Linked DNA regions of Homo sapiens: regions 1 and 2 are each linked to region 3. The links are chromatin contacts, found by Hi-C or POLR2A ChIA-PET in ENCODE. All regions are on one chromosome and are shown on one strand. The core of a region is the stretch at or near the end of the contact, and the rest is flanking DNA. Distances in the headings are between cores, read along the strand shown.

Region 1 (4,723 bases), core at 2,147-4,646, 170 kb after region 3:
TGTTTCTTTGTTGCAGGCATGGTTGAAGAAACGCACTGCACAGGAAGCTGCTGTATTCCTGACACTGTATGAGAAAGTCTTTGAAGATACATACACATATATGAAGCTAAATCTCAATCCCAAAATGCAGCTCTTGGAGTGCAACTATATTGTGCAAGTAAGATTTTTTTTTGTACATTTACTACTTCGATTTTGATTTTTTTTTCACTCAGTTGCAGTTTACAGCCATCTGAAATAGAAAGTTCAGACAGTCCATAAAAATCATTTGATGATGTGGCTGTAAAAGCTCTGATAATTTTGATTTCTATTAAAGATCTTCTTAATGATCTTACTGTTTTCTCTATTATTTTCACTTCCCAGAGGGATGTTGTCAGAGGAAGGGGAATGAACTATCTTTCCCATTGTCAGGTTTAGTGACCTGTCCCATAAAGTGTGTATAATAATGACAGTCAATAAAATATAGTAATTAATTAAATTTTAAAATAAATAAAAAATAACACATACACCTACACACACACACACACACACACACACACACACACACACACACCCCTGCACTCCAGCTGGGGCGACAGAGTGAGACCCTGTCTCAAAATAAATAAATAAGTAAATAAAAATAAATAAAGTTGGTAGCTTCGTGGGAAAGAACAGAAAGGGGCCTGTTGCAATCAAGAAAACTTGGGAGGCAATTTTGGCTTTGGAAATTTAGCATATAACAGGTAAGGAAAATCTTTAAATAAAAATTATCTGACAAGTAGTTGTAGCATTGTTTTTTCCCTTTCTTCCTTCCTTTCCTCTTTCTTTCCCTTTTTCTTTTCTTTTCTTTCTTTCTTTCTTTCTTTCTTTCTTTTTCTTTCTTTCTTTCTTTCTTTCTTTCTCTTTCTCCTTCCTTCCTTCCTCCTTCTCTCTTTCTTTCTTTCTCTTTCTCCTTCCTTCCTTCCTCCTTCTCTCTTTCTTTCTTTCTCTCTCTCTTTCTTTCTCTCTTTCTTTCTTTCTCTCTCGCTCTCTCTTTCTCCCCTCCCTCCCCTTCCCTTCCCTTCCCTTCCCTCCCCTTCCCTCCCCTCCCCTCCCCTCCCCTCCCCTCCCCTCCCCTTCCCTTCCCTTCCCTCCCTCTCTCTCTCTTCTTTTCTTTTCCTTTCTTTTCTTTCCTTTTCTTTCTTTTCTTTCAACAAGGTCTTGCCTGTTGCCCAGGCTGGAGTGTAGTGGTGCAATCAATCATAACTCACTGCAACCTTGAAGTCCTGGGCTCGAGCTGTCCTCCTGCCTTAGCCTTTGAAGTTGTTGGGGCTACAGGCACACACCACCATGCCCAGCTAATTTTTAGATTTTTTATAGAGACAGGGTCTCTGTATGTTGCCCAGGCTGGTCTAGGCTCCTGGACTCAAGCAGTCCTCCTGCCTCAGCCTCCTAAAGTGCTAGGATTGCAGGCATGAGCCACCATGCCCAGCCAGCATTCTTTATTTCCTACTCGGTTTTCCTTATTAGTCTTTGAGTTAAAACAGAATTAATCATAGATCTTCAAGGGCTCTCCTAATTCTGATCTATAGGTGATCTCTCCTTACACATTCTAGAGCTTCAATTCTCAGTTAAGAGAGTCAGTCATTTGTGGGTAGGTTAGAAACAATATATAAGGCCGAAATCAGTGAATTATTTAGTAATTACTTTAAAATGGATCATAGAAGACAATATTTTATTTTGAAGTAATTTTGTTTTGAAAGACCGAGGATGTCCTACTGTACTTGTCTTTCTGATGCTATAGGGCATTGGCACACTTTTTCTTAAAGGGCCAGGTAGTATTAATAAATATTTTAGGCTTTGCACAACTCTCTGTCTCAACCACTCAGCTTTGCTGTTGTAGCACAAAAGCAGCTAGAGACAATGCATAGGTGAATGAGTGTGACTGTGTGTGTGTTCCAGTAAAACTTTATTTACCAAACAGGTGGCCAGCCTCTAGGGCCACAGTTTGCTAAGTCCTGCAAAATTTTACAAAGAAATAGAATCTTTGATCTGGAAAATTTAGATAACTTAACTTTAGAACCAGTAGCTACCTTAGCTGCTTACATCGAGTCTAGGCCTTTTGCTTTCCCAGTAGGAAATTGAGACTCAGAGAGGTCAGTGGGATGAGCTGAGGGTTGAAACCACAGGAGCAGATTTTCAGTTCAGCATCCTTTCTGCTAGACCATGCTGCCTGTCTAAAACAGGATAGCCTTTCTTCTACGTGCTGTTGGCTGTAGGACGGTGATCAAGCAATAGCTTGAGATATATCTATTTTTCTTCTCTCTTCCTTCCTCCTTTTAATTTTACTATTATTTACAATTTTTTATTTTCAAAATTTTAATTTAAAAATTTATTTTATTTGAAACATTTTCAGTCTCTCAATCTTCTGGAAGGGTTAATTCCCTCCAAAGAAGAAGGCGGTGTTTCCTGTGTCGAACATCTTCATAAATTATTTGTGTTTGGCCTAATGTGGAGTTTAGGAGCCCTTCTGGAATTAGAAAGCAGAGAAAAGCTTGAAGCCTTCTTACGGCAGCATGAAAGCAAGTTGGACTTACCAGAAATACCTAAAGGCTCAAATCAAACCATGTATGAGTTTTATGTTACTGATTATGGTAAGCCCACTGAACTATACCTTAAATGAAATGACTTTTTTCAAATGAGAAAATATAAGCTTTCATAAACTCTTCTATGAGAGAATATTAAAACAATTATGAAAACATAATTGTTAATACCATTTTGAAAAGAGCATGTATTTGAAAGAGAGTGGAATTTTGCATATGAATTGTGCCCGAAACTGATATTGAGACTCTTGACTTCTCCTTTTGGAGTGGGCTCAGTAAAATCTGGCATAAATAAGTTAGTAATACCTTGTACAACATCTACTTTCTAATGCTGGAATAGGAAAGGTAGCAGCGTGGAGAACACAGATTCTTCATGATGCAAAGCATGCTAATACACATAACGGATCAGCCCCACAATTCCCCTGTTGGGAATGCCAGAATGAGTAGAGAATGAACGTAGCAGATTCCTCAAGGTCCAGCGCTGTCACCTTAGCCCCCCAGCCTTCCATGTATGGCCGGGCCCAGCTCACTGCTCCTTAAAAGAAATGCCTTTGAACTTGGTGCTTTCATCCAGAGCCCAGGCCCTGATTCTTCAAAGTTCCAAAGAGGAAAAATATGCTTCCTAAAAACTCTAATTACCTCTGGTTCTTCCTAAAAACTCAAAAACAGCAATAGTCTTTTGTTTGTTTGTTTTAATGAATAAACTGAAGGACAACTGGAGCAGGAGAGTAGACAGCAATAGCCAAATTTTGAAAGCAAGAAAGCAGTAAGGTAAGCGGCAGTCGATTTAGCACACTGGCAGTGGGAAGAGCTGAGAAGTAATTGAGAAGCGCACGTCACAGGACATTCAAAGGGCTCAGGAAGTGGAAACTGGGGCAAAAGTTGAGCTAAAAACCACAGGGCTGGTTATAAGTCTGTTTGAGAAAAAGACCTCCTGGGCCGCTTTCCAAAGCCCTGCTGCCAGACAATCGGCCTTCCCCACACTGGCAAGACTAAAGAGTTACTGTTTGAATCGTGTAAAATAGAGGGTTTCCTAGACTTGGGGACACCAGGCACATTTAAGAGTGGGAGAATCATACCAAAACTGGGGATTAAGTGGAAATTTGTGTTTGAAAGGGACTGAGATAAATAAATTTTTTCAGTGGGCCATCTTTAACCAGAAAGGCCAATAATTGTATTACATGTGTTAGATGCTGCTAAAGGTTTGAGATGGCAAAAGGGCACTCTAACTCAAAATGCAAACTAACAAAGGAATCTTTAAATCTAGATATGCACTCCCTTAGAATCCAGAGCCAAGCTCCTCCACAGCGCTGCTTTCTGAGCAGCCGGAGTTCTATGATGTTTAAAGGTTCAGATTGCCTCCCTCTGAGTGCCTTGTCCTTATTCAGAGGCCGGGCCCCAAGTTACTCAGAGAGTGAAATTCATCAGCAGCAATTTTCCAACCATGGCAGAGCCTTGGTTAGGGGATTGAGATGGCATCTAATAAGGAAGCCAATAAAATAATTACCTTCCTCTGTGCCATCAAAAATATGTATTGCCACATTTCTTAAAGAGCAGTCCAGTGATGTTTGTGACATTTTCTTCCAAGTAGCTAGGACTGGTTCTGTAAGTTTAGACAATGATGTTTTCTTATTTTTAATGGAGATGTTAACAAAAGGTTGACAACAATCTAGACTCATATTCCTTCTTCAAGGTGGTCCTGAAGTGGTCTGTTGACTAAAATATTGAGGGGTTGCAGGCATTCAGTCTTGCCATCCTAAGTAACTACTTTTGACGAAATTTATTTGCCCGAGCCTTTGTGGCCACGAAATGAACTAAGATATTATGCACTTAGTGGTTATTTAGGGCCCTAACATGTCCACTCAGCTGACTTCTAGCCAGCCCTTTCTTAACTCATTCTTCATCCATCCTTTTAATTTTTTTATGGACATTAACATCTTTGGAGAAGACTTCATTCATAGATTTAAAATGAAGTAAGGAGACTTATGCTTCCAGCGAAGATGGAGTAATGGGGACTGGGTTTAACCTCTTATATTAAAAATATAGAAAACTGGACAAAATGTGTAAGACGGTTTTTTTTCAGAGATTGGACAATAGGCACTACTGGACTGAAATCACCGAGGGAAGTGAAACAAGGTGATTGCATTAGTTTATTGCATGGATGC
Region 2 (4,697 bases), core at 1,165-3,664, 220 kb before region 3:
TGAAAAGTCAGTGGAACCTGACAGGCGCCCAATGTGGAGCACAGGGGTTCAGACACACAACCCCTCCAGCTCCTCTCCCGACGGCTTCCCACCCACTGAGCACTGGCCAAACCCTGGTTAAGCGAGCACTGACCTTCCTGTTTATCTGATAATCCACACAGTGTAGATGGGAAAAAATTGAAAGATAGAAAGGAGGAAGCATAAAAAAAATCATTTCCTCAATGTTAGTAAAAACATAAATTGGTTACATGACAAACATGAGGTGGTGACTATGTTAATGGTACAATGGCAAAGTTATTACAATCTTTGGAAGAAAAAAAAAATCCCATTTCTTCACAACTTTCCAACATTTTAAAATCCAAGCCCAGGCTTGAATCACTGCTTTATGAGGTAACACTCCCTTTCTGACTGCATCCGTGTGACTGGGCCACCAAGTCCCACTGATGTAGTTGGTATTACTACTGCTCAATCAACACCTCTCAGAACAACAACTTTCACTTCAGAATCCAAGCCTCAAGTTATAGGGGGCACTAAAATCTTTTTTTATTTTTATTTTTATTTTTAAAAGACAGGATCTGGCTCTGTCGCCCAGGCTAGAGTGCAGTGGCGTGATCTCGGCTCACTGCAACCTCCACCTCTCGGGCTCAAGCAATCCCGCTGCCTCAGCCTCCTGAGTAGCTGGGACTACAGGTGTGCACCACCATGCCCAGCTAACTTTTGTATTTTTGGTAGAGAAAGGGTTCCGTCATGTTGCCCAGGCTGGTCTGGAACTCCTGGGCTCAAGCGATCCTCCTGCCTCGGCCTCCCAAGGTGTGGAGATTACAGGCATGAGTCACTATGCCCAGATGAGCACTAAAATCTTTAAATAAACGCTCTTTTCTATAGACTGCTAAGAGAAATAGAAGGGAAAAAAGCAATACAATACTTAAGATTTACTGGAGAAGTACTACTGGGAATTGAGGGGAGAGTGTACTCTTTGGAAACAGATAAACGTAGCTCTGAAACCCTGCCTTGCTCCTTGCTAGCTGCATGATTCTGAGCAAGCTTCTTGATACTCAGCTTCCTCATCCATAAATACGGGGAGCAATGCACTTCCTTTGCAGGGCTCTTGTGGGCTGAGAGACAGCATGCATTCAACACTCAGAGTACCTCTCCTTTGTCGGTGCTCAATAAACAGTAGCTCATCTCTGCCATTCCTGGAGTTAAGGCAGAAGACCCACAGTACAGCACTCTGCTTAGGAGCTCTTATGAAAGTGTAGGTCAGATTGGTGCAAGTCCTGTCAAATGGGCATTGGTGGGTTACACAATCTGCTTTTAGCCTCTCATTTAAATTAAGCATGGGCCAGAACATCAAACTCTTTTCAAGAAATCAGTGCTGTAACTGGGACCCTGAGACTACCTCCATGCAAAGTAGTATATAAGTAAAAAGCTCTAATTTTGCTTGTAGCTCAGCTATAGAACACGCCAAAACCCCCCACCAAACCCACTGTTCTAAGTAATGGAAGTGTACTCTGAGAACCATCTGAAAAGAAGCCTGACAACTTGCCTGTCTTATTCCCCACCTGACCTCAATCTTTCTTCCTCTGAGTGGATGATTCCAGTGCCAGTTTTAGATCCAGTGCCTACCCAAGATTTGGCGCTTCCCAAACAGACTGTAGTGTTGGTAGACAGCATATAGCCATCACACAGGCTGACACTAAGAGATAGTGGGTATGAATGTGCGCTCTGTGCAAAATCCTCATGGGGAAGGAAGGCAACACCTGGGTACCTTTGGCAATGTAAAAATTCCCTTCTTTTAAAAATGCTCTTTAAACAAAGAGCTTTATATCTAGACTCAAAAATGCCTTTCCATCAGTATCAGCTTCTCCCAGGTAAAAGGAAGTGAAGACAGAAACAATGGAAATCCCATTGAGTAGGGAGAGGCAAAACAGAAAGGTTTATTCTAACGTGAGAGGAGCCCATGATGATGTGAAAGGGAAAGAAGAGAGAAGAATGGCATATAACCTGGAAGATTCAAGTACATTCACAGATAGATACTTTCCCAAGGTGTGCAGGAATCTAGCCCTTCTTCAAGGAGACAACCATAGCATCATATAATTCAAATTAATTCCTTTCTGAATGAGAGCTGAGTAACAAAGACAAAACTTGGCAAGATGGCACAGCACAGTGAGTGCAAAATTGTATTCCCAGTTGATACTTGGTGAGATGTTAGGTTGTCAGCTTAATGTAAAATAAAATGAGGCCGCACATCGTAAAGTGTTTTGAAAAGTAAAAATCCAAGGGAGATAGGAAGGCAGCATTTTAATGAGTCTAGAGAAAATGAATTCCAGGGTGAGCAGCTCTGCTCACGACCTCTTTTCAGTTGGTATCCCATAGGCCTCTGGGAAGCGGGGCACATGAGGGAGGGGCCAGTGCCTGCCTCCACACTACCCCCTCTCCCCTAATGAGGCTGGCAGCACCATTTGCTAGCACCTGGCAGATGAGAGAGAAAGAAAACCTGGTGTGGAGACCCCCATCCATTAAAGGCAAGAGAGTGAAAAGTGGGAGAGAAAGCTCCCAAGTTCAACAGCAGTGACCTAGGGTCATGCAGTGAGGACTTACAAAGGTATAAAAGCTTCTTTATTCAGGTGGTTCCTTTCAGCGCAACTTATTTGATGATGCTTAATGCAGGCAGTTAAAAGAACAGTTCAGTTGGATATAACTTACAGTACGTCACACAAATCTGGAGTGCCCAAGGAACATTAGTTTCAGGGAACACACTGAGATTATAACCAGCCTTTTTGCCAGGGGCAGCTTGTAACTCAGAAAGTCATGTTTCATTTAGGATGTGCTGTATAATGTTGAAGGGGAAAGTAACTATTTTGTTTTGTTGTGTTTCTTCCCAGTCCAAGAAGAAAGCATTTGGAGAAGTGCTACACATGCTCAACTGAACTTCCTGTCAAATTGTTCTCACTCGTTTGGGCACAAGTCTGCTTAAGCCATCTCTCATTAACATTTACTCTTGCCCGAAGCCCTCTACGCCCCCAACCCCTGCTAATCTTCCACAAGCAAGCTGATCACACTGGGATCTCCTTTTCCCAGACACGTTTGATTCTCACTTTCTCCTGAACCTAGAAATGTGCTTCCCACCAAAGCATGCCAGGCACTAACTCGTCCCTACTGAAAGGGGCTGTTAAAAGCTCATCTTCTTTCCAGATGGTAGTGAGGTGTGAGGTGATCCTTTCTCTTTCTTTTTTTTTTTTTTTTACTTTTAGCTACCCCTCAATTCTGGTGTTCAGTAACAATGTATTCCACTTAAAAGAGAGAAATCATATTAATTATTCTAAGATATAAACACTTAATTTTATTCATGCTCTTGAATTACTTTCCTTTCTACCGCATGTTTGTGTAGCTGTTATATGAGTCCTTTCTACTGATGTAGCTGTCATTCCTTCAACTCAGTTCTTGCCAAACACTGAGCTATGTCTGGAGATACAAAGATAACTACTCTTGTTGAAGAGATGCCAGTTTAGTGGGGGAGACAGACATGTAAACAGATCTGTATCTGAGATAGATGGCCTGGGTAGGAAAAGAATATATATAGCACAAATAACTCAGTGGACCTGCAAAAACAGAGCTTGAGGCCATGATATACCACAAAGACCCACCAAGGCACAAGCACTGTCAACATGAAGGTAAGGCTTCCATTTTTGCCTCTTTCAATCTGGGTACATCTATTCTACATACTCTGCCTTTCCTCCTGTTACAGGAAAAGAAGGAACCTCAATTCTACCTAAAGTCAATCTTCTCCTTGAGCTAGAGATCCAGCCCCTCTCCCATAATGAGGTACACGGCCCCTACAAAGATCCACTCTCCTGCATTATCAAATCCTCCCTCCCTGTGGTATCATTCCAGTCCACACACACACATACCTTAACATCATCCTCCCTTGACCCTAGGTCCCCCTCCATCCTCTTCATCATTTCTCTGCTTCCCCTCCCAGTGATACTTTATCTTCTACATGTATTGCTACCCCTATTCCCTCAGCCTCTATTCCCTTCTCCCTTGACTCCACTGAAATGGCTCTTAAAGGACGCCACTAAGCTCTATCTTGCTACAACCAGGAGTCGATTTTCTGTTACCTACTGCCCTCTCCCATCTCCCCTCCTCATACCGAAAGACTGACTTTTTAAGACTTCCATGAAAATGTTGTCCTTGTTTTCTTCCTGCCTCACTGGCAGCTCCTTCCCAGTCTCTTGTATTCACTTTTCCTTGCCCACCTGCTGTCTGGTCTTCCCTATAGTCCATTCTCACACTAGATCACACTAGAGTTATCTTTCAAAAATCTCAACTACCATCACCTGGTTTAAACCCTTCTATGGTTTCCCATCATCCTTAGAATTCGACACTATCAAGTCCCTGTAGGACATGGCTCCTGTCTATCTGTCTGCCCTCATTGCTAAACATACCTTCCTCCCAACACCCTACAGACTATCTACCCACCAGATTTCAGAAACACATGGCCTTCTTTCTGTTCCTCAAAAACCCCAAGCTAGTTTCTACTTCACAGCCTTTACTCTTGCTGTTCCCTAGCCTGGAACACTTCTCCCTTAGATTGCTGCATAGCCAAGCCAACTTCTTGTAATTCAAGTTTTGGCTCAACTCACTTCCTCAGAAAGGCCTTCCCTGACCGTTCTGCTCAAGTGCTCCTTCCCCAA
Region 3 (4,423 bases), core at 1,539-4,038:
ACAACCTTGAATTGTATCACTCTTCATAGTTTAGAGAACATAATACATGTCATTTTATCCTCATAGCAGCTCTCTGAGATATCTTTATGCTCCTTCTACAAACTGAGCCCAAGTGCCCTGGCAAGGTCACTGCAGCCAACAACAGAAGTGGGGATTCAAATGCAGGTCTTCAGGCTCCAAATACCCTGTGCATACCCCATTCCACTAATGCTACCTTTAAAAACCTCTACCTCCCAGGGTGCTCTCAGGGTGATTTATATTTCAATAGCACACTAACCCCAGGTCCATTGTATATTAGAGTTGATATAAGTTGGTGAAGGGAGGGAACCTCATCTTGTTTATCCCAGTATCCCCAAAGTACTTACCATCTTCTTTACATATAGCATAAATGTATCAAGTGATCAAACTGAATTTAATTCATTGAGGGTTTTTTTTTTTTTTTGGACAAAGTCTCACTCTGTCACCCAAGCTGGAATGCAGTGGCATGATCTCGGCTCCCTGCAACCTCCACCTCATGGGTTCAAGTGATTTTCCTGCCTCAGCCTCCCAAGTAGCTGGGATTACAGGTGCCCGCCACCATGCCCAGCTAATTTTTGTATTTTTAGTAGAGCAGAGTTTTGCCATGTTGGCCAGGCTGGTCTCGAACTGCTAACCTCAGGTGATCTGCCCACCTCGCTCTCCCAAAGTGCTGGGATTACAGGCATGAGCCACTGCACCCAGCCTTCATTGAGGTTTTTTATTTTCCTTTATGGCAAATTCCAAAATTACTGCTGGAGTCAGCACCCCAGAAGCAGAACAGGGTGGAGGTTGGAAGTGTGGGGTCCTCCCTGGGCAAATCACTCAACACCTCTATGTGCCTGAGTGTCCTTATTTGTAAAATGAAGATCATAATTATGCCTTCTTCATAGGGTTGTTGTTAGGATTAAATTAAACAATGTACTTAAAATACCAAGCCAGGGCCTGGCACACTCAATATATACCAGCTATTATTATGTATTCCATTTTATGTCTCCCATGGCCAAAAATTACTGATCTCAAAATTAATTACTCCGAATCATCAAGAGAAATTTAGATACTGTGGAATGTAAATTAAGCTGCAAGGACATTTACTTAGTATATTTTATAAAGATATCCCTGGAATCCTTTTTATTTGAAAACCCCATTACATAAAACCCCTAGTTATCTGGGAAAATACTTTACACTGAGTGACTCAATTTACATTATATGAAAAAACCAGGTATTAATATTAAGGGATATACAAGTGAGATGGGCATGACGGAATTTTTTTACCTTCCCCCTTAATTTTGCAATGACTAACATTTTTCCTAAGCCAAGTACCAGGTGCTAGTCAAAAGTTTTAGCAATGAGATGTGTCTGACTCTTTGCCCTGAAGGTAAAGAACAAGCAGGGACCAGAGTCATGGACCACTTATCTACCCCTTTTAAAGGTCTGCACGAAGCACATATTCAATCTTCAAGGAATTTACAAATGATGTAGTCAAATAAATAAATACAAAGGTGTTTACAGACACTGATGACTTCACTGGAATAAACAGCGGTTACTGTGCCTGAATTTTTTTTTTTTTTTTTTTTTAGACAGAGTCTCACTCTGTCGCCCAGGCTGGAGTGCAGTGGCACGATCTCAGCTCACTGCAAGCTCCGCCTCCCGGGTTCATGCCATTCTCCTGCCTCAGCCTCCCGAGTAGCTGGGACTACAGGCACCCGCCACCACGCCCAGCTCATTTTTTTGTATTTTTAGTAGAGACGGGGTTTCACCGTGTTAGGATGGTCTCTACCTCTTGACCTCGTGATCCGCCCGCCTTGGCCTCCCAAAGTGCTGGGATTACAGGCGTGAGCCACCGCGCCCGCCAACTGTGTCTGATCTTAACAAGGCAACCGAAACACCACACCTGAGTGAGTTACACTGATTCTTACCCAGTAAAGACATGTTCGGTAAGTGAAAGCCTTTGTATGCAACAGGTCATTTCTCTTACTGGGTCATTACTGTAAAACGAGAGGGTAAGAGAAGGAATTTCTAAGATTCCTTTCAGATCCAAACTCTATGATTCTGTAATCTCTCCTGGGCCCCACGAAGATGAGGAAGGCAAGAAGGGCTGTTGTGACCCACAGCAAAGGCCAAGCAAGCAAAAGTGAAATTCTGGGCGCGGTTAAACTTAGAGCGATCAAATTAGTTTGCAGGAGTTAAGACTGCAGTCAGGGTGGTAAGGAAAAACGAGGCTGGGCAGGACTGGTACAGGACAGGCATCTTTGAACCTATTTCTGGGAGTTCTGAAACTACTGTTCTCGTGGGCCTTGGCGACTGATTTGGGAAAGCTGACCCTGGGTTGGCCTGGCTTCCAGCCACCGTCGCAACATAAACAAGCCAATTCAAAACAGGGTCGCAGTCTTTGAAACTAGCTGAGGCAACAGATCCCCTCCACACTTCGCGGGCCCCACGATCGCCCCATCAAACACCATTATCCCTCTTCCCATCACACTCCCGTCCGCCCGAGGCCGGCGGACCTGCAGCGGCGGCGGGATGGGGTTGGATAGAATGCGGCCCGGTCCCGGCCCAGCGGAGCTGGGGGAGCCGTTCCCTTCGGTCCTGTGCCCACCTTGGTACTGGGGTCCGCGTCGGAGCAGCAACTGAGGGCGGCCTCGTCCGTGAGGCCGCCGGACGGGGGCTGCGGTTCTGCCATGGCTGCGCTGCAGTATCACAGACGACGGGACCCAAGGAACGGAGGAGTCACCCACACTACGCCTCGGCCCTGTGCCGCCTTAACTAGGAATGGCGCGATGGCGCCGCGGGCGGGAGACCGCTGACTTCCAGCCAATCGCTGCGCGGAGAGCAAGTTGACTCTCTGCTGATTGGGTCCCAGTGAGTCAGCGCCTCCACCCACAGGACTATGCCTCAGACTACAACTCCCAAGGAGCCTTGCGCATAAAGGAGGCAAACTCATACAAAAAAAAAAAAAAAAATGCAGGCTGGGCAGAGTGGTTTCTCTGTTACTTAATGAGCTAATTTTGTTTGTTTAACTAAAGTTTGGTAACCATTCATACCTCAGGGCTGCAATTTGGTAGAAAATTGGAATCTGATGGAAACTGAAAACTGTAAGTTGTTCTTTTAAAATTGTAAGGATTCAGAGGTTTCTCAGTTTACGCAGCGCAGAGTAATTAAAACAATTGTTGAGTCGAAAACCTATGTTCAAGTCTTGGTTCCGCTATATATTAGCGCTAGAAACTTGCAATAATTACTGACCCTCTCTGAGCTTCCTAACAGGATTTGTTGAGAATTAAATAAGTTTTCTTTTCCTTTTTCTTTTTTCTTTTCTTTCTTTCTTTCTTTTTTTTTTTTTTTTAATTTTTTTAACAGTGTCTCGCTCTGTCGCCCAGGCTGGAGTGCAGTGGTGTGCTCTCAGCTTACTGCAGTCACTGCTGCCTCGACTTCCGGGGCTCTAGCTGTCCTCTGGCCTCAGCCTCCCGATTAGCTGAGACTACAGGCTGCAAAACCAAGACCAGTTAATTTTTGTATTTTTTTGAGATGGGGGTTTCACCATGTTGCCCAGGCTGGTCTCAACTCCTGGGCTGAAGTGACCCTCCCGCCTCAGCCTCCCAAAGTGCTGGGATTACAGGTGTAGCCACTGTGCCCAGCCTAAATGAGATTTAAGTCATGGTTTGCCTACTTAGGTTCCAAATGTCCATAACTTGCAGTACTTTTTACATTAATATATATTTTGTGTTCACTGGAAGGCTTAGTCATCACTGTGTCTTCAATGATTGGCTCATAATAGTAGATGCTCATTAAATACTTCCTGTTGTTAAAAGAATAAATGGGAATGACTGGTGCTCACCTAACCAAAATGAGGTTGGGCAGGGATGTATATGGCACTAGCCACCTGGCCACCACCAAGATGTCCCCGTCTCTCATCTCAGCTTTTTTCTGCATCGCAGCTTCAGTTTGTCAGACACCAGCTCCATAAGACTAGAAATTTGGCAGCTGTTCTCTCACTAGGAGTGGGAGTAAACTCTCCCTCTGGATTTTATCCAGCCAGCCTGGATTTTATCAAATTGGAAAATCCAAGAAGGAGCTGTGATTGGCCTGGCCTAGGACCTGTGCTTACTCCTGTGATTGAAGCACTGCGATTGGCAACCTGGATTAGGACCACCTGATTGGAGTTTGGGGAGGATCTGTTAGTTCCCTAAAAGAAGAGCGATGATGTTCTTATGAGAAGGGAGGATTGCCAGGCAAACTGAACCATGGATGTCCACTGCAAAATGATAGGCAGGATAAGGATTTCAGCAGAAATGTTGTGCATACCTCATACTAACTTACTGAGGATATTTCATCAAAACACAGTCTATTAGAACTGCAGGACTTCTATATGGAACTAGACCTTAAACCTTTTAAACTCGGGAATTGGAGC

Evidence for each region. A loop is a pair of places that touch in the nucleus more often than their neighbours do. ChIA-PET counts read pairs that join two places held with the same protein, here RNA polymerase II (POLR2A). Pooled maps may share reads with other maps.
Region 1: a map of endothelial cell of umbilical vein shows a loop between it and region 3 (2.3-fold over the local background). The contact joins the enhancer-like site here to the promoter of GLO1 in region 3. A Hi-C loop is called at or near these places in 1 of 168 maps with a recorded cell type or tissue (endothelial cell of umbilical vein) and 5 of 50 pooled maps.
Region 2: a loop to region 3 is called in a pooled map, with 2.2 times the contacts of the local background. The contact joins the promoter of BTBD9-AS1 here to the promoter of GLO1 in region 3. A Hi-C loop is called at or near these places in 3 of 50 pooled maps. POLR2A ChIA-PET finds 5 or more read pairs at or near these places in 4 of 52 experiments (A673, WTC11, activated CD8-positive, alpha-beta memory T cell and 1 more).

Annotation. Positions count from the first base shown.
Region 1 is chr6:38,873,220-38,877,942 of GRCh38, forward strand. It overlaps DNAH8 (dynein axonemal heavy chain 8), which reads left to right. Exons shown (of 93, transcript NM_001206927.2): 52 at 17-157; 53 at 2,372-2,609. Among named protein-coding and RNA genes, the nearest start is that of DNAH8-AS1, 78 kb to the right of the region's middle. Within about 2 kb of position 3,397, at least 2 of the 41 ENCODE cell types and tissues checked have a DNase peak (open chromatin) inside an H3K27ac peak, as active enhancers do.
Region 2 is chr6:38,479,182-38,483,878 of GRCh38, forward strand. BTBD9-AS1 (BTBD9 antisense RNA 1) reads left to right here and starts at 2,415. Exons shown (of 2, transcript NR_144472.1): 1 at 2,415-2,605; 2 at 2,886-3,346. All of the region lies in intron 6 of BTBD9 (BTB domain containing 9), which reads right to left.
Region 3 is chr6:38,700,357-38,704,779 of GRCh38, forward strand. It overlaps GLO1 (glyoxalase I), which reads right to left and starts at 2,789. Exons shown (of 6, transcript NM_006708.3): 1 at 2,615-2,789. The coding sequence starts at 2,698. RefSeq lists enhancers at 1,931-2,523, 2,556-2,605, 2,626-2,725, 2,906-3,065.